Regions from separate parts of the Homo sapiens genome. Here region 2 is linked to region 1. Evidence: chromatin loops called from intact Hi-C (ENCODE). Cell type or tissue: PC-9. All regions are shown on one strand. Links, peaks and the distances in the headings refer to the core of each region. The heading gives the core; the rest is flanking DNA. Region 1 has its middle 11 kb from the start of NID2. Region 2 overlaps NID2 (nidogen 2).

The links. A loop is a pair of places that touch in the nucleus more often than their neighbours do. Peaks named below come from ENCODE experiments on the same cell type or tissue, not always from the same donor. Only the 100,000 strongest peaks of a DNase experiment are listed, where the experiment ranks them.
Region 2: a loop joins it to region 1, with 2.0 times the contacts of the local background. A loop is called at or near these places in 41 of 110 quality-filtered maps.

Annotation. Positions count from the first base shown.
Region 1 is chr14:52,075,034-52,085,029 of GRCh38, forward strand. No RefSeq gene overlaps it. Among named protein-coding and RNA genes, the nearest start is that of NID2, 11 kb to the left of the region's middle. RefSeq lists an enhancer at 5,594-6,183. In PC-9, for the core only: no CTCF peak of the experiment used is centred there; DNase peaks (open chromatin) are centred at 1,468, 4,738, 5,588, 5,948 and 1 weaker place; H3K27ac peaks cover 5,007 bases.
Region 2 is chr14:52,011,324-52,021,319 of GRCh38, forward strand. NID2 (nidogen 2) reads right to left here. Exons shown (of 22, transcript NM_007361.4): 13 at 8,736-8,855; 14 at 7,738-7,971; 15 at 3,731-3,952; 16 at 2,964-3,133; 17 at 231-360. Among named protein-coding and RNA genes, the nearest start is that of RTRAF, 27 kb to the left of the region's middle. RefSeq lists enhancers at 2,441-3,393, 9,588-9,882. In PC-9, for the core only: CTCF peaks have their summits at 2,939 (motif pointing left) and 4,503; no DNase peak of the experiment used is centred there.

The DNA.
Region 1 (9,996 bases), core at 1,048-9,047:
GAGGTGATGTTTTGAGCTTGGCCAGCCATCTTCTCACTGTGAGGTACAACAATGAGGACAAAAGCATGGCCAAGCAAAAACACAGAGGGGAGCTGAGTATCTAAGCCAGTCAGTACCTGCCTTCACCATATTCCTTGGCATGTGAGCAAACAGATCCCTATAAGCTGAGTCCACTGTTGCATGCAGCAGCACCCACTCCTCACGATTGAGCCTTTCCCCCAATTCTTTCTCTACATATGTCTAAAAATACATCTGACCACCACACGTTCCTTTCATGGATCTCCCTCACCTCTGGGGAAAGCTAAGGCTGTCCAGCAGGGAAAGCCCTTTGTAGCTTGGCTTCTGTCACCTTCTGCCCTTTCCCACATTATATCTTAGCAATGATGAGCTACTTCAAGGTCACCACCCACACAAGCGGCTGGACCCTGGTGGGCCTCTGCAAAGGCTGTTCCTTGCCTGTAACACCTTTCCCATCTTCTGATGATCTCTCATTCCTTTCAGTACTCAGTTCAGACATCACATCACATTGGCAGCCTCTCTCAGTTCCAGCTTCCACGGAGAACCTCTCCCCCAGCGCATGCACAACACCCGGGCACACCCCTGTCTGAGCTCCTCACTTATGTGGCTGAAATGGTCTGTTTATGTCTGTCCCCTCCACTGTCTTCAAGGGTAGTTTTCATGGAATGATACATTATTTACTTCTTTTTTCCTTATGCCTGCTTATCTACTCAGTTTCTCTATTTCAGACTGTTTTTACCATGAGCACAGGAAAAGAGAAGGGCCTTAGAAATGCCCTGAGACTTGATAGTCCCACATAGTCACTGGAATGTGAGCCACCCCTTGAGGATAGGACTGTATCTTCCTCATTCTCCATCTCATGGGTTTAGCACAGTGCCTATCTGTTACAGAAGGGCTGTTCAGTAAACCTTTGGTGATTCGAATTAGGGAAAAAGTCCTCTAAAGAAATCTTTCATAACTCCTGTACTTATTTCCTGAATAACCCACTCCCTGATTCTTCACATATTTGTTACATTTTGGATTGTTGCAGAAAAAGGGGGATTAGAACGTTCGGCTTTTTTGTTAGCAGAGAGACACCTTCCCTGCTAATTATGTTTGAAAATGTTATTGCTAATGGCTTTATTTTCCTCCAGAAAGAATAGTGCAGAAAGGCCAGTATTGCTGTCTCCCCTCTTGTAACTCCTACTGAAAGAACAGGCTGAATCACACAATTTAGCACTTAATAATATAACATGAATATCCATCTTCTTTACGAAGACTTCTCTTCCCACCCAGACTGTAGTTCCTCAAAGGTACTACTTTTCACTTCCTTTAAGACTCCAATAGCTACCGTATACAATGTTGAATAAATAAGGGCTGGTCAACTTCTAATGAGTTGGGTGACTGCCCAAGAGTGATGCCAGTATGTGCTGTCTCCATTGGGTAGTGGCCACCGCTGAGTTTCCAGAGGCTGTTGTCCTTGGCTTCTTCTGTGCTTCTTTCCTAGACATGCTTTGCTTCTTACGAAATGGTGTCACCTCATTTCTGTTGCATGTGACCTGCTGGCCACTGTCACCTCCTCTGGAAGTTGATGCATGAGTCAGAACAATGTGAATGAAGCCAATAATAATAATAGCAAGCCTTAATTGAACTTTTATAATGTAGTGTGCTCCGGTTAAGCACTGTGCATGCAATATGTGCAACATTTAATTCACCCAAGGAACATGCCCAGTTTGCAGATAAGGAAACTAAGCTGAGGGGGATTAAGTAACTTGATCAAGAACCAAGCCAGTGAGAATGGAAGGCAGAATTCAAACCCAGGAGGTCAGCCGAGCGTGGTGGCTCACTCCTATAAACCCAGCACTGGGGGAGGCCAATGCAGGAGGATTGCTTGAGCCTAGGAATTCAAGGCCAGCTTGGGCAACACAGTGAGAACCCATCTCTATACCACACAAAAAAAAGCAAAGCCACAAGGTTTGATTCTAGAACCCAGGCTCTTAACCGCTTAAAACTATAGAGCTGAGGTTCCGATCGACCAGTTACCTTACTTAGTAACATGGTCCTAGACTATACATCTAAATCTGCCAATCTGATGAAAGAGTTCTGTCTAGTATTCTCTATCATTTATAAAGCTGGAATTGTATTATCTGTATTGAACACCATCTCATAAATGCCAGAAAATTATAAATATCTAAAATTTTTATAGGAAACATGACCTCATATCCTTAAGGAGCTTGCAATCTAGATTTGGAGATAATAATAGCTATAATTTATTGAGTATTTGTTATGCAGTAGACACTATATTATGTGCAATCCTTACAACAACCTATAAGATAAGGAAAATGAGATTCTGAGAATTTAAGTGACTTGTTCAGGCTATAACAACTAGTACTAGCTGAAGTAGGATATGAATGGCCCCAAGGGGTCACTCACACATAAACATAGTTATGCTTCATTACTCTGGTACAGAAACCCGGTTCATTAGCCATTCAGAATGATTGTGATATCCAAAATGAATCAGAAATCCTCCAAGTATGAACATCAGAAATTACAACGATAACAAATAAATGAAGAGAAATGTGAAGACTACAAAATCACCCCAGTCTTTGATTCCATTGACATAGGCAGACCTCCAAAAAGTAGAATGTTCATATCAGACACAAAGATTAATAGATAAAGATACTCCAGGAGTTGCATAGGATACATTTCCACTGCCAAAGTAAGGTGGAAAAAGAGTCCCCTCCTCTGTGCTGATGCCATGGTTTTACTGCCAAGAAGCCTAAGCAAACATCAGAAACAGCTGTGGTTCTCAACCATAGCTGCAGATCAGAATCTCCTGGAGAAGTTTTTAAACTCTCAAAGCCCAGACAATACCCCAGACCAATTAATTCAGAATTCCAGGGGTGAGACTCAGACATCAGTAGATTTTAAAGTTCCCCAGGTGATTCAAAGTGTAGTCAAGGTTGGGATCAACTGTTCTCTAGACACCTTATAAATGGGTTTTTCTTTGGTACTGATTGGTTGAACCTACTTTCAATATTTTTTCAAGATAAAATGGTCTTTATAGTTTATGTGGCAAAGCAGTGACATTTAAACAAGTTCCTTAAGAGTCAGAATGATTCAGTACTTTTGTAGGGGGAAAAATATGATCTCACCAACTCTGTGGCCCACATCTGTGAGGAAGTAGAATGATCCCTGGCTTGGCCCTACTTCTAGGGAAGTAGAAGGAAAAAGCAAGGCTCCTAAGTTTTCCCAATAATGTGTCGACTCTGCTATTGTACATCTGTGACCTACGGTGCTTCCTGTGAGCCACACTAAATATTGCTATATCAGGCACCAGGCAGAGAATTTGGCCAGGAATTAACCACAACCCAGCCCTTAACATTGGTTTCCTGGACACACCTGATAGTTGAGACACAGCCTAAGGGACATACCATTTCTCTATATTCCTTCTCTGTATTAAGTGAAATCATGAGAAAATAATTTACTTGGATTGTGTTATTTTACCACTCCCAAAAATTCCTTGACTGAGTCAGGATTTAATTTTATAGTTTCAACTTTTTCTTTTAGGAGATGGGGTCTCGCTATGTCGTCCAGGCTGTTCTGAACTCCTGGGCTCAAGTAGATCTCCTACCTCAGCCTCCTGAGTAGTGCTTTCAACTTTTATAGACGGTCTTTATGAGAAAAATCAACTTGATATACATTTCAGTACATTCTTGTAAAGCTATACTCAAAGACATTGTCTACTATTTCAATAAATTTTCTCATATAAGGTTTGCAAGAAAAATGCCTCCTAAAATATGGGACCAGGACTAAGTGGATTTGCAGTCAGACTGGGTGCTGCTTTAATTAGACTTTGAGTCACTGTATAAAGCCATGTAGGTCACTTGGTGCCAGCCACAAAACCTGAGTTTAATCCAGCACGGATTTCATTTTAGAAAAGTATTTTGATATTAGTTCTTCAACTTTATTGTGCTGAACACCAAATGCATCAGCCTTCCCACAAACCCAGTCTTCCTCCCGCCTTCCAGTGCAGCCCAGTGTACCACTATTTCCCCTGACAGCCAAGCTAGAATTAGCCATTTGACTTCCCACTTTCCATCTCGTTGACATCCAGTTACTTGACATCCACAAATCATACATTCACAGAGATCAAGATTTTGTCTATTTTACTCCCCAATATATGTCCAGCCCCTAGCACAATACCTGACTCCCGGTAAATGTTCAATAAACATTTGCGGAAGAAATGAAGTTCATAGATTTACTTCCTGCAGAGTGTCTTGCCTGCTTCTCACTCTCACTGCCAAAATACAAGCAGGTCTCACCACCCTTGCTCTCATGATATGACACTCACTGGTCCACTGCATTCCAACCCATCCCTGCTTCAGTCCACACACTCCAGACTCTCCGAGGTCAGCTGCTGCTCATTAAGCCTTCTAAAATTCCTGAATATGCCCCTTCCTTGCTTAAAGGCACCCTTTGACCTAGAATTCAAGATAAGTGTTTGATATTATTCTTATGTCTGTTTCCAATAATCACTACTTGGAAAGAAAAATGGGAGCAAAGACCAGATTATGGCAGCTATGAAGGAAGAACTGGGAGAGGGTCAGGATGGGGACAAATCCCCTCTATACCTTTCAGGTCATGGGAATGAAAGGAGGTCATGTACATGAAAGCAAGTTAAAACAGCAGAGCACGATGAATAGGGACGTTCTACTTGTTAGTAATCGATGTCCATGAAGATAACCCCCAGTCATTCAAAAAAAATGTGAAGTATTTCAGCCTGTCAGATAAACAGCTGTCTCATTATAGAAAGACTGCTGTTATAGGTTTAGGTTCATAATCTCCCTAGATTAGAACAATCTTTACATTTGTAGAGGAGTTCGTGGTTTACAATGCAGGACTCACAGGCATTATGTCATGTAACTCATTCTAACACTCTTAAGAGATAGGCATTAATATCTTTGTGGGGCAGTACCTTATATAATTTCCACGGTGGAATTTTGATTGTGAACATATTCTTTACTTCTGTGTTATCTTTACCTAAAACCTTGGACTTTGGTTGTGAAGTTAGGTGCCTTGGTCTCTCCACCACAGCTGTCTCTTCTCTTCAGCACCATCCATTGCTCTAAGTACTTCTGGAGTAATCATTCACTGTGCACTATAAGTAGTAGTATTAGTAGTAATAGTAGTAGTAGTAGTAGTGGTGGTAACATATAACATTTATCAAATGTTTCATGGCCCAGGCATGCATCCATTATTTCATTTAATCCTGCTAGCAACTCCTTGGGGAGAATAGTATTATCCCACTTTATATTTATGAGCTCAGAGAAAGAAACTGGGCTGGATCACACAGCTGCTAAGTAGTGAGACTGAGATTTGAACCTGAATAGGCTGACTCAAAACCTGAGTACTTGACATCATTATGCCATATGCTCTAGAACCTTAGGAACATCTCCACCTTTCTAAATTGTCATTTAAAGGTTTCATTTGCAAAAAATTAGCTGAGCATGTTGGTACATGACTGTAGTCCCAGCTACTTGGGAGGTGGAGAAGGGAGGATCGCTTGAGCCCAGGAGTTTTAGGCTACAGTGAGCTTTGATTGCACCACTGCATTCCAGCCTGGGCCACAGAGTGAGAGCTTGTCTCAACAAAAGAAAAAAAACAAGTGTTATTTGTCTCCCCTTGCCATTTCTTTAATTTTTATTCAGTATATTGAATAAACAGGTACCTTTATCAGTTGACTCGGAAAGAATCCTGAGCATTAGGTATCCTTGGGCATCATTATGGATTTGGCCTAAATGTGTTTCTTACATTTTCTCCCTTATTTCACAGACTCATAGCTTTTTAGTACTGGAAGGAGCCTGAGAAATCCTGTAATCTAATCTCCACATTTTTGTGTGACAAAACTCTGACTCAGTAAGATTCAGTCACTCGTTCAAGCGTCACAGCACCAATAGGAAGAAAACCAGATATCTGGTGTCACAGGCTAGTGGTCAGTGAGCCAGAGTTCCAGCCCTTTCTGTTGCACTTTAAGCCAGGAATGAACAGAGGAGAGGAGAGAAGAACACCTACTGTCAGATCAGCACAAAGCACTTGTGATGCATTCTTTCTGAGCTCTCTGGCTATTATCTTTTCAAACATAAAGTATATAGGAAGGGCTTAATAGATCCTTGTTCAGTTGACTTAGATGTGGGAGCATTAACTTAAGAGCTGGGATTGAAAAGACCTTTTAGCTCCTACTTGAAGCATCTGGTGGCCACAGTAAACAGAATAACAGGTAGATTCATAAAAGCAGAAAGCCAGCTTCTCACTGTTCTTTTCTGGCAGGAGGGAAAAGTTGGTCTATTACTAGAAGAGGAATAAAACAATACAAAGGCACTTGGGGGAGCGCCCTCCCATCAGCTTAGACTCTCAGGGTGCTGTTCTGTGGAGTGGTCACTTCATTAAAAACATCTGGTGTACCACAGCCATTACTTACAGTGCGATTTTAAAGACTTATTTACACAGGACAGTCTAATTCAGCCTCTCCTATTTACAAACCCAAATTTGTCAGACCTGAATCATTAATAAGCCACACAAATAGAGTCAGTCTCTTTTTTAGGCTCAGCTGGAAAATGGACTTGACAAAGCTCAGCTCAGCTTTCCAGCCCTGGGCTCAGGAGATTCTGTTGTGTTGTTATTTTTGTGTGTGTGTGTGTGTGTTTTCTATCTCCTCCTCTTTCTTTTCCTCTTTTGTTTTGTTTTGTTTTTACTGCTGCAAGGTAAAATATAATTGGGAACAGGGTGGCTATTTTGCCAAATCCGATGCTAACTGCTAAAGAGGTGATTCTCATGCTGTCCATGAGCGTTGCAGTTTACCTTGTGGAGCTTAAGCATTAGGGTCCCCAAACTGGAAGAGGAGAGAGACCCTGGTTCTGCCCTTCAAGTGCCTTTTTAATTCACAGTTTCGATAGAAGGAAGAGGAGCTTGAGGAATTTAAGAGAAACATGATGAATCCATCCTTCGGGTAGGGAAAGGGAGCCCTCACCTGTGAAGGGGGTGCTGTCTGGTGTTCAAGCCTTGATGGACACCATCCACAACCCCCTGTCATGCATGGTGAGTAACTGAGCGTGACCTCCACTACACACTTTGCATTTATATAGAGAGCTTCCAAGCTATGGTTCCAAACTCCCAATCTTTCCTCACATAGCAAGAATATCAGAGTTAATTTACACTTGGCAACCACCCCTGTCAATTTAAAAGTAGTTTCTCCCAACTCTATCCAGAAACTGTACAGGATGAATCAAGACTTGTGGAGACATTTTTTAAAAATAAAACATTAATTAAATTTTTCTTCCAATGGCATATTTTTAAATTTTGTTTTTAGATTTATATATATTAAAATTCAATTTTTTGGTGTACAATTCTATGAGTCTTTACAAATACTTAGAGATGCATAATGAACCCCACAATCAAGATACACAATGGCTCTGTGACCCTAAAATGTTCACCAGTACTTCTGCTTTCCTCACTCCACCCTAATCCCTGGCTGCCACTAATCTATGTGGTCTCCAACCCTATAGTGGTGATTTTTCAGAGTGTCAAATACATAGAATCAAATAGCTTTTTGAATTCCTTTTTTTGTTCTTCACTCTGACACCCACGCTGGAGTGCAGTGGAGTGATCATGAGCTCAAGCGATCCTCCTGCCTCAGCCTCCCATATAACTGGGACCACAGGCGTGTGCCACCACACCGAGCTAATTTTTATATTTTTTGTAGAGACAGGGCCTCCCTATGTTGCCCAGGTTGGTCTCGAACTCCCGGGCTCAAGCTATTCTCCCACCTCAGCCTCCCCAAGTGTTGGGATTACAGGAGTGAGCCATGGTGCCTGGACATTTGTTCCTTTTTAGTGTTGAGCAGTATTCCATTTTATGGGTGTACCACAGTTTGTTTATCCATTCACTGGTTGAAGGACATTGAACTGTTTTCCAGATGTTAGTGCTTATGAATAAATCAGCTACAAACATTCATGTACAGATTTTCATGTGAAGATAAGTTTTTCTTTCACTTTTTCTAGGATTGGGATTGCTGGGTCATAGGCTAAGTGTATGTTTAACTGTTAAAGACACTGCCAAGCTGTTTTCCAGAGTGGCTGTGCAATTTTACATTCCCATCAGCAATGTGTAAATGGTCTGGTTTCTCCACATCCTCTCCAGCATTTGGTTGTCACTATGTTTTACTTTTAGACATAATGATCCATGTGTAGTGGTATCTCATTGTGGTTTTAATTTGCATTTCTCTAATTATTAATGATTTTTGTGCATCTTTTCATATGATTATTTGCTGTCTGTGTATTCAAAGTGTTTAAGTAGTCTTTATTTCAAACATGATATATGCTTATTAAAAATTGAAATACTACAGAAATATGTTATATAGAACACAAAAGTTTCCTATATTAGTTTCTAGATATAGCCACTGTTAACAACTACTTCATGTATATTCCTCCATATTTTTCCATGCATATGCTAATATTTATTATTTATAAAAGTATTTGTTTTTGCAAAAATGGTGGTATTTTATATGTACTGCATGGGAACTTACTTTTATCACTTAACAATAATCTTGTATAGCTTTCCATATCTGTATATTTAGATTAACACCCATTTTTTCTGATGACTTTATAGTATAAGCTATCTTGGAGATATTGTGCGTTTGGTTCCAGACCACTGCAATAAAATGAACACTGCAATAAAGCAAGTTACACAATTTTTTTTGGTTTCCTAGTACATATAAAAGTTATGTTTACACTATAATGCAGTGTATTAAGTGTGCAATAGCATTATGTCTGAAAAACAATGTACATACCTTAACTTAAAAATACTTTATTGCTAAAAAATACTAATAGCCATCAGAGACTTCAGTGAGTTGTATCTTTTTGCTGGGGGGAGGGTCTTACCTCCATGGGCTGCTGACTAATCAAGGTGATGGCTCCTGAAGGTTAGAGTTGGTGTGGCAATTTCTTAAAATATGACAACAATGAAGCTTGCCACATTGATTCACTCTTCCTTCCACAAAAGGAAGCTTGAGATGCTGTTTGATAGCATTTTACCCACAGTAGAATGTCTTTCAAAATTGCAGTCAGTCCTCTCAAACCCTGCTGCTGATTTATCAATTAAGTTAATGGACTATTCTAACTCCTTTTTCAATGATATTCACAGCACCTTTACCAGGATCAGATTCCATCTCAAGAAACTACTTTCTTTGCTCATCCATAAGAAGTAACTTCTCATTCACTGAAGTTTTATCATGAGGTTGCAGCAATTCAGTCACATCTTCGGGCTCCCCTTCTAATTCTAGTTCTCTTACTGTTTCTACCACATCTGCAGCTCCTTCCTCCACTGAAGTCTTGAGCTCTTTAAAGTCATCCATGAGGGTTGGAATCAACTTCTTCCAAACTCCTGTTAATGTTGATATTTTGACCTTCTTCCATGAATCATGAACATTCTTAATGGCATCTAAAATGGTAAATACTTTCCAGAAGGTTTTAAGTTTACTTTCCCAGATCCATCAGAGGAATCACTATATATAGCAGCTATAGCCTTAGGAAATGTATTTCTTAAATAATAAGACTTCAAAGTCAAAATTTCTCCTTGATCTATGGGCTGTAGAATGGCTATTGTGTTGGCAAGCATGAAAACAACATTCATTTCCTTGTACATCTTCATCAGAGCTCTTGGGTGACTAGGTTCCTTGTCAATGAGCAGTAATATTTTGAAACAAATCTTTTTTCTGAGCAGTAGGTCTCAACAGTAGGCTTAAAATATTCAGTAAACCATGTTGTAAACAGATGTGCTGTCACCTAGGCTTTGTTGTTCCACTTACAGAGTACAGGCAGAGTAAATTTAGTATAGCTCTTAAGAGCTCTAGGATTTGGAGAATGCTAAAGGAGCATTGGCTTCAACATAAAGTCACCAGCTGCACTGGCCCCTAACAAGAGAATCAGCCTGCCCTTTGAA
Region 2 (9,996 bases), core at 845-8,844, 64 kb before region 1:
TACCATGAATTCTTTTAAGAAGTGCGCACAGTAGGAATCACCTATTTCATTCCGTATGTATGAAGGTGTTTGCTTACAGAGGGGGCTAGTCTTATACAGCTCAATAAAATGACTTGCCTAGAACTTAACCTCCCCTAATGGAGAAAAATCGAGGGGAGACTTCGGCGTAAAGTAGACAAGTGACTTTGTAGAATCAAATGAAATGCAGACTGCTGAGTGAAGCTGCTGACCTGAATTCACGATCGTCTCAGGCTCTGCTCCCAGTTCCAGACCAGCACGGCTGATTGTCCGTCCAGCAACATCTGTCCAGTACACCATCCTCTCCCGGCAGTCGTAATCAATTCCCACGATTATGGAGCCCTTTGTGCATCAAATCATAGAATTAGAAGAATTAGGTTACATTTCCCCTTTGTTCACACTCAGCTGCCTTGCTCATGCACAGCTGCAGTGAGCAACACTGCACTGTGATCCTGCAGGCAACAGAGCAGAGTAGCTGGACATGTGGGCACTCGGGTGAAATCTAGGCTCAGCCACTTAGTAGCCATGTGGCTTTGGGCATTTAACCTCTATGCGTTTGTCTCATTTGCAAAATGAGGCCAATAGTGTACCTGCCTCATATGGTTGCTATAAAAATTAATACTATAAGTGCTTGTAAAGTGTCCTAATCAGTAATTGGCATACAGTAAGCCCTTCAATAGGTGCTATTATGACTGATGATTTAAAAAAAAAAAAAAATCAGCCCCTTCAGTAATTAGAGGACATGGCCTTAAGCAAAATAAGTTTTTAATATTTTACTGGGTAAAAACTGAATCTTTTCCCAATGTCATCAGCACTTTTCCCAGAGCCTTAATAAAATTTGCCACTATATGCCAACAAAATCTACTCTCCCCTCCTCTGTGAATGAGATCTTTCCTCTACCTGAAGTACAATCACCTATACTCCTGCCCCTGACTCTTAGGAGGCAAGATGTTGGTTATATCCTGTACTAAAGAAAGTGTAGTCAGGCACAGTGACTCACGCCTGTAATCCCTGTCCGTTGGGAGGCCAAAGCAGGAGGATTGCTTGAGCCCAGGAGTTCGAGACTGAGCAACATAGTGAGACCCCGTCTAAAAAACAAAAAATAAATGAACTGGGCATGGTGGCACGCACCTGTAGTCCCAGCTACTCAGGAGACCGAGTTGGGAGGATCGCTTGAGCCCAGGAAGTCAAGGCTGCACCAAGCCGAGATGGTGCCACTGCACTGCAGCCTGGGCAACACAGAGCTACACCCTGTCTCAAAAGAAGGAAAAAATCTAATTTATTGGGTTAAGGAACTAGGGAGTAGTGGTTATCCAACCTCTGGCTAGTGAGGTCTCTCCTCCTCATTGCTAAATAAATGACAAGTCTTTTAAAAAAATAATAAAAATAAAAAAAATGCTGAGTCTGATATTTTTCCTCAACTCCATGCAGAACTTGCTTCATTCAGTTTCCAATCCAGGCTCCTGCTCTGAGAAGCCCAGCAGATGTGCAAAGCCAACATTCAGGGGTTAGCTGGCTGTCCCTGAGGTCATACAAGTTCCTGCCTTGCCTAACAGCCTCCTGGGGCTTGGCTTCACTTACGCCCCCTGGGAGCGTAGTCAGCCAAGAAAGATTGTACAAAACGGGATTTGGCTTCAGTGGAAAAACAGGCAGCTTATATGGGGGGCGGGCCTAAGGTCAACTACACTTTTATTTGAAAATTGAAAAGTCGTTTGTCCCAGGCAAGAGTACACATTCAAATGAGCTTCCATTAACCCGGGAATCATGGGATTCATAAACCCATGTCATAACCTCAGGTTAGAGAAAAAGTCCCAGTTTAAGTAAATTTCCTTAAAATGTGCAAATAACCCACGTCCCATTTCTTTCAGTTCCACTACCACTACCATCACCACCCTGTCCTGGTCAGGGGCATGTTCAGAAAGGCAATCAAGCTCTATGACTTGAATAAAAGAGGGTTAGCTTAAAGTGATGTCAACTTCTTAGTCTCTACCTCTTCCAGAGAAAGTTTTACAAAACAATGTGAGAGTTTTCTTGGGGGAGGGGACAGGACCCAACAAACTCGAATCTTAAAAAGAACACATCTCTTCCTAAACACTGGCTGCCTCTAAGCTTTTCTGGAACCAAATAAGTGTCGTTCATTAACAGAAGTAAATGTAAACTTGAATGCCGTACTATTCTTTCTCAGGGATGAGCAAGTGCCTGGAGTGTGAAGTTCAACAATGGAATCAGATGATTTTCCACTGTGTCGATGCCATTCGAGACAGCCACCCTTTTTTTTCCTCCATTTTTGAGAAAACCCGCTCCCCAAAATGGGGTGCCTTGCATTAGGGAGGCTGCTGGCTCAGGAAGCATCAAACATCCCCTGGGGAAGGCTCCATCCACTCCTCTCCCAGCATCACACACTCCTCAAGTTTTCATCTATGGAGTCAGGGAAGGTTAGGAAAGAAGTGGGTCAAAGGGACAGAACCAAAGTGAAAGGGAAGGGCTGCAACGGTGAGACAGTCATTAACTGACTTCCACTTGGAGTCCCCAACAAACCGCAGAGATCACACCTTGTGACTAGTTGTCCTGTCACTTTGATTTCCAGGATTTCCATGGAGATGTTATGACATACAACCCTGGGGACTTAGGGTAAGAGTCGGTCCATTTTCCCTTGGATCACCATACAGCCTCCATGTGCTGACAACTCTAAAGTTCCCTTTCCATATTATCTGAAACTCCATGAACGAACCAGAGAGCACAGCCTTGGTCAGTGACAGGTGACTCCCAGCAAGAGAGAGCCCTGGTCCTATGGTGGTGGCATCGGGCCCATGCCGATGGGCTGCAGCTCAGAAACCCTCCAGGACTTCCCTGCACCAGTCCACCTCACTGCAACAGGGCCTGTGAGGTGGCTCCCACTGGGAAAGCCACGCAGCCCTGCCCCCTACAGGAGAAATCCACTTTACATGCAGAGACAGCAGGGTCTTAGCTGCATCCTTCTGAAGCCTGGTGCCATTGAGGGGTAAGTAGCCAATCTGCTGGCCCTGAGTATAGAGCAGGAAGGTGCCCACAGATGGAGGGGTCACATCTGGCCGGGGCGTGGGCCGGACCATGGGTGGAGCGACGGTGGGTATACCTGTGGGAGAGAGGGTGGGAGAGCAGGAAGGGGAACAAGGGCAGGCAGGGAGATGGGAAGAAAAGTTACTTTACCACATACCAGAGCCTCCAAAAATATCAAAAGTTCTTCGCCCTACGCAGATGTGCTCCAGATGTTCTTCAAAAGAAATTCTAATTTCTAGGGTTTTTTTAAGGATCAATTATGTAAATCTGCCATTTACTAGGGAAGAAGACAGCAAAACACTTCCCTCAGAACAAAGCAGAACAGATTTTTTTTTCAAGAGAAAAAAAAAACAGAGCCAGCATTGTGTCAGCTTCCTTTTAGGACTCCAGAGTGACACGTGTCCCCTGTCACCCTGGGCTGGGGAGGGGGAGTAACTGCCTGCTGAACCGAGTTGCAGATGTTCCAATTATGGAAGCTGCTAATGACAAAAACCAGACACCAAACGCAAATTGGGATCTTGTGTGGACCAGATTATAAATCAACATAGCACATAGTGACTTCTTTCATTAGACCTGGTGACCCCACATGTCCCCCCACTTCACCACAGCAGGCACCATCCCTAGCAAAGGCCTTAGATACAGCTGAGGGGAGCGGGGGCGGCCAGGTGCTTACACGCAGGGGTGGTGCCTGGCTGGGAGCGGGTGCCCTGCACCTCTCTGCCATCTTTGTCCACACACCAGCAGAAGTCGCTCTTTCCGTGGCACTGCAGGGGGATGAAGTGGCCCAGGTCATCGCACTGGGGCACGTACTGGTCATCCCGGGGGGTGCCACCGTAGTGCTCCAGCAGGTTTTCCCTCCAGCGCTCACAGATGGTCGGGGGCCTCTGGGTGGGCTCTGAGCAGATGGGGAAGAGGGAAGAAGAAAAACCTTTGATTGTGAGTCAAGGACAGAATGCAAAATGTAGCTCAAGACCCCATGCCTGGCCTCCTGGCCTTCCTTCTCCTACTGTCCAGGTCTCAGCCAAGCCCGTGGACACCAAACTTGGGAAGCAAATGTGTTCTAAGTACTTCTCCACCATGGGAATCAGAAATAGATCATGTGATGCTTCTTTCTTGCCAGGAGGGTCTGTCATCAAGGCCCAGCCACATCAAGAAAGAACAAGAGGAGGTAAGATCAGCAGTGCAGCTCACTCAGCCTGGGAAGGGGCATGATCTCCTTCTGGCCAGGAGAGGCCCACAAGGCCCATCCTGCCTGTACCTCGGGCGCCTCTGCTGACAGAGCACTTGTGCAGGTGATCCTTGGGGACTCAGTAGCCGAGGTGATGCTTAAAGCCAATTTGTATTCATTCCCCACTTGCTTCAAGCTTCAAGCTCGAAGCTGCTGAGGAGAGGGCCATCTTGCGACTGGCCAGTGTGTGTCTTAGAAAGTATTACTGAAAGCCCAGCGCCACGGTGCCCTCTGTCTACCCACTGGAAAACTACATGGAGTAAAGGTAAAACTGAGTGGAATTAGTAGTAAAGCATAGCAGAGGTGGTGGCAAACAGCTTAAAAATGGTTCTTCCACAGCCCAGTTTCCAGAATTGCTTTAGCCACCCTGCGCCTGGGATTATCTCAAAGCTGAATCTTTTCCTGCAGGCTCTAGCTTCCTGCCGTGTTGCCCTTTCCCCCCCTTTCTCCAGCATCCTCTCCTCTTGTCCCCTCCCTCACAGCTCACTCCATGGTTGAAGTCCTGCTGGCTTTGGTTGCAAAGCAGTTTCCTCCCAGGCTGCTTCCACAGTGCCATTGAGGCTTTGTCCAAAATACAGGTTGTTCTGAGAAGACTCTGCTGCAGAAGGTTATTGAGATAACTTGTTCATTTATGTTAGGACTACCCAAAGGAACTTAAACAAGAGGAGGTGCTTCTCCTTCCTTTTTAATTCCTGCAACTTAAAGCACATGGTCTGCAGAATCACATAGCCAATAACCCTACTTGCTACCACCATTTAGATGTATAATAGAAATCAGAAACTAATAGAAACTGAGCCCCTGCCTTCACCATCAAACCAGCTGCTCCCCTGGTCTTTCCCATATGAGTAAATGGCACCTCCATTTTTCCACTGCTCAGACCTAATTATCCTTGACCCTCCTTTCTCTCACCATCCACATTTGATATGTCAAAAACTCTTTTTAGGGGTAACTTCAGAATCCACTTAGAATATCTTTACTTCTCACTACTGCACCCCCTCACCCTGGTCAAAAAGCCTCATCCTCTCCCTGCAATTTCTGCAACAGCCTTCCCACTGGTTTTCCTGCTTCCACCCTTCTATGCCCTCACTCTCTCCAAAACCAGTGTAAATTCAATTAGCAGCAGCCAGAATGGCCCATTTTAAACATAAAGGCATTTCATGTCACTCCGTTCAAAACCCTCCAGTGACTCTAAAGAACAAAGCTGGGAGCATTATGATCAGGTTCCAGCACCTACAATTCCTCTTGGAACACAAAAGACTGCGAATGAAGTTGTCAGAGCTCAAACCCAACTAGCTCTAGCTCAACTGCACGACTCACCAGAATTGGGGGAAGCGAATGCCGTTAAGTTGTCACTGTAGCTCATGACCCATGGGAGACAAAGCTCTTTTTAAGACCCCGTGGAGAAGGTAAGACTCTGACTTCTTCAGCCAAATGTGTCTCAAGGAACACAGAGAGGGAAATGCTACTTCCTCAAACACTGCAGGATTTCCTGGAGAAGTTCCCAATTCCACCCCTGCTCCACATTCAGAACTCCAAGGATCCATTTTTGCTTTAAGGGACCACCCTGTGCTATGTGTCTGCATTCCAAACAAAGAGACATGCCTAACTCCTGGGAAATGGGTGTCCCAAATCACTCATACATGGGCATCCCTTTCATTCGTTACTATTTGCTACTTTTCAACCCAACCATGAATTTCTTTCTCTTGTGCTTCTGGTTGGCAAGGGTTTAAGTATTTTGAAATTGTGGGCACAGAGCGTCCTTACCCTCCCTCAAGCTGACCCCATCAAACATGAGACCAGTCAGAGATAGCAGTTGGGGCCAAACCAGCGCCGAGAGAGTGTGGGCAGGAAAAAGTCCGCACAAGAGAACACGACCCTATTTTCGTCATTCACTTCTCAGTCTCTTGGTTCCCCCCCCTTTAAAATCTTGGTTCCCCCTTTAAAATCATTGTCCTTAACACATGCCTGTCTTAATAAATTTAATCGAATTCTGAACCATTCCCCAAAGGCACCTCCCAACCATTTGATTTCTTCAAATCCCAGATGGAGTTAGAACCAAGACATTTTCAAAGAGAAGGCATGAGGGAAATAGAATTTCTCTGTACCTTTTTTGGACCTTTAAAATCTTTTCCTAAAAATAGAAACAAAGAGCGACTATGGATCAAACCATTACCAATTTTTACCTATCTGAGAACCGCCAAGACCTGACCTTTTTTTAAAAAAACAAAAAAAACAGAGTCTCACTCTGTTGCCAGGCTGGAGGGCAGTGGCATGATCTTGGCCTACTGCAACCTCTGCCTCCTGGGTTCAAGTGATTCTCCTGCCTCAGCCTCCCGAGGAGCTGGGACTACAGGTGCGTGCCACCACGCCCAGCTAATTTTTGTATTTTTAGTAGAGACGGGGTTTCACTATGTTGGCCAGGATGGTCTCAATCTCTTGACCTCGTGATCCACCCGCCTCGGCCTCCCAAAGTGCTGGGATTACAGGCATGAGCCACCATACCCGGGCAACAGTTAACACCATTAAAAGGGAAAAAAACTATTGGTAATTCTCCAGTTCTTCTTACTTTCACACATTAAAAGCCAAGACTAGTATTTATGGAACCCTTCTCAATAGTAAAAATGGATCTTTGGATAGCAAGCTGTGTCGGAATCATTTTGGCTAAAACGGTATCAAGCCAATCCTATGCTCTTCATTAAATAAAGTTCTTCTGTAATGATTAAAGAAACAAGTTTTACCTATCCCTGAATAATTCAACAAGGAACAGAAAGTTGCCTTATCTGCCTGCTGTTGGAATCGACTGTGAGCACTTGATCACCATGCCCCACCCAGCTGGGGAATGCTCTAGATGGTAGCAGGCATGTTCTCAGGTTGTATGGGCTAACAGAAACCAGATGTCTGTGCCTCCTCTGAGATGTTGGGCTGGGTTACAGAGGGCTGGGATTGTCAGTTTAGAGAAAACTAACTGGCTCCACTAGCAGGTGTTATTTTTCTAATTTTTCCTATTGATACTAACAGAGCGTTCATACTGTTTCCTGCCATTCAGAAGGCAGAGGTAAGTGAGATAGTTACATAGGAAAGCAGTTTTCCTTCTGGTCAAAACGCCAGTCTGGCCAGATCTTCTAACTGTCAGATCTCCCTAAGCTGCTCTATAACAGGTCTAGGGTAGTGTTCTCAGTCTGACCTACATACACAATCTCAACTTTCAGTTTGTACTGGACAAGGGTCTAAGAGGCAAATGTGTAACAGATCATATGTGTCATGTATTGCATATCTCTATGTCCTTATGACACAAACATGCATATTTGTACGCACTATTATTCAAGTCTTCTCAGGAGGAAAGAGGCTATGAAGGATGGTGACTGGCCCCGTGCCTGCGTGGTCTGGGCAGGAATTATGATCTACCTACCACCAGTGCCATTCTGCTTCTTGAGCCCCAGGCCTAAGCTCACCTGGTGATGGTCCACAGTGAGGCGGGGTGGAGCCAGGTGGAGTCTGGGTACCAGGAACTTCATGACCATCAGGGTCCACGCACCAGCAGAAACCAGTGCTGCCATGACACTGTAGGGGCAGGAAGTTGCCCTGCTCGTCGCATTGGGGGATGTGGAACCGGGCCCCAGGGTAGGCATACTGGGCCTGGGCATGGCGCTGCTGTTGTTCACAGGGTGTCAGGCTTGAGGTGGAGTCTTCCAGGATCAAGGCAGAGGAAGACACAAAAGAGAAATAGAAGGCATTGCAACCCATCCACTTCACCAGCCCACAGCGTGGCATGGAAAAGCGCTGGGATTTTGGAGCCCGAGATTCTTATTTTATAATACCTTGCCACTATTTACCTCATTTCTCTCCAGTTCTTCTAGTTCATCCTATAGGTCCCTAGCTGGCTCTAAGTGTAAAGCAGCCCGGCCCCTCCCTATTGTCATCTGGGGAAAATGAGGGATAGCGGTGGCATCTGCCCAACATCCCAAGAGACTCTGGAGAAAACAAGCCAAAGCTCATTCATGCCCTGAGGCCCACAGGTTAAGTCTGAGAAGCTGCAAGCCAACGGCACTCACCACTCACGAGACTGCACCAAGCTAGCCAAGCTCCTCTAACACGGTCGCCACGGGCTTAACCCTGGCTACCGGCGCATAAGGCTCTGCTTAATAAGCTTGATCTCAACACTTCATCCAAATTGCACTCATCAAGGTCAAGCAGATCACTAGGGCAGTTAACCAGAGGGGCTATGAGGTAGGACGATGGGTGGGTCGTCTCCCGCAGGCCTCCAGAAATGTTACGAATCAGTGAACTATCAGTAAACTAGGCAGCAGGAGGTAACCAAGGAAAAAAATCCACAGCTTGGAAAATCCACCAAGGCTCCAGACCAGGCTAAATCAAGAGTGGGCTGTCATAGAAAAATATCCTTGAAGGAGCTAAGAGATTCATGTGCCTAATCTGGCCCTCTGAAACTTACCAGGTATGCACTGAAATCCATCCCCATAATATCCGGGTTGACAACGGCAGGAGAAGGAACCAGGAGTATTGTAGCAGGTAGCTGCAGGGTGACATCTGTTTTCTGAGCATTCATCTACATCTGCAGAGGTCAGAAACAGAAGAAAGAAGCAAAGAACACTATGACTTCACTCACACAATCTGTGCGACTGCATGGGCTTTGGATATGTGGATCAACACCCAGTGAGGTGTCAGCTTCAGAAGACCTTTGAGCATGAGCAGAAAAATGCTGACACCTAAAGGTAAGCTTAATAGAAAGGAAGAAAAAAAATCAAGGAACATGTGAGTTAACACACTAGACTAAACGTGTTCAGTGTAGAAATCAAATGGGTAGTCGCTCACAGAAAAAAACAACACATCTTACAGCATGTTTCATTGACAGTGAATTCAAGGAAGTTATTACCTTTGAACTAACCTTTAGACTATAAGTCATTAACTTCCTTTCAGCAATGCTGCAATAAAGACAAATATATCCAACAATGGTTTTTTTTTCTTTCGTTGTTGGCACCATCTCCCTGTAACATTCGTCTGTAGATGCAAAGGAGCCAGATGAGGCCCAAATATTTTTCAGCTAAGAAGCACATTCTGTCTTGACTAATTAGAATCTTACTATCTAGAACCACACCCCCATTAACCAGGTATTTTCTTTACTTTCCACTTTTAGAAGAAATAAGAAAAAAATATTATCTAGGGTTTTGAAATAATACTTACAAAATGGAAATCTAAATTTGCCAGGCATATCAGTACAAACAATTCAGGCCCCTACACTCTCCACATAGCACCATGAGGATTAATTTTCACCATCATATTTCTCAAAACAACAAAATCCTGACACTTCAAACAAAAGCCAACTTACATTCCTTTTATTTAATGAAATCCGCATATGCCGACAATAGCAAGTCACCCACCCCTCCCATCCCCAGCAGAAAAAAAGCAGCTCTGAGAATTGAATGGTTAAAACTAACGCCCAAGGGATGAGATAAGCTACTTTAAGAGACAGGAAGTCTTTCAGAGTAAAAGGAGGATAAACAAAGGGTGTAGGTCCGATTAAGGCTTGGCTGAAAATAAAACAAAGCAGTAGTTCCATCCATAGTAATAACCAAGTTTCTTTAAAATGTGTGAATAGAAAAAAAAAAAATGTGGGATGGTGTGATCAGTGTGAAACCTAGAAAATGAGAATGTGTTGCATCAATACGGTGCAGCCCATGGTAGAGACACATCAG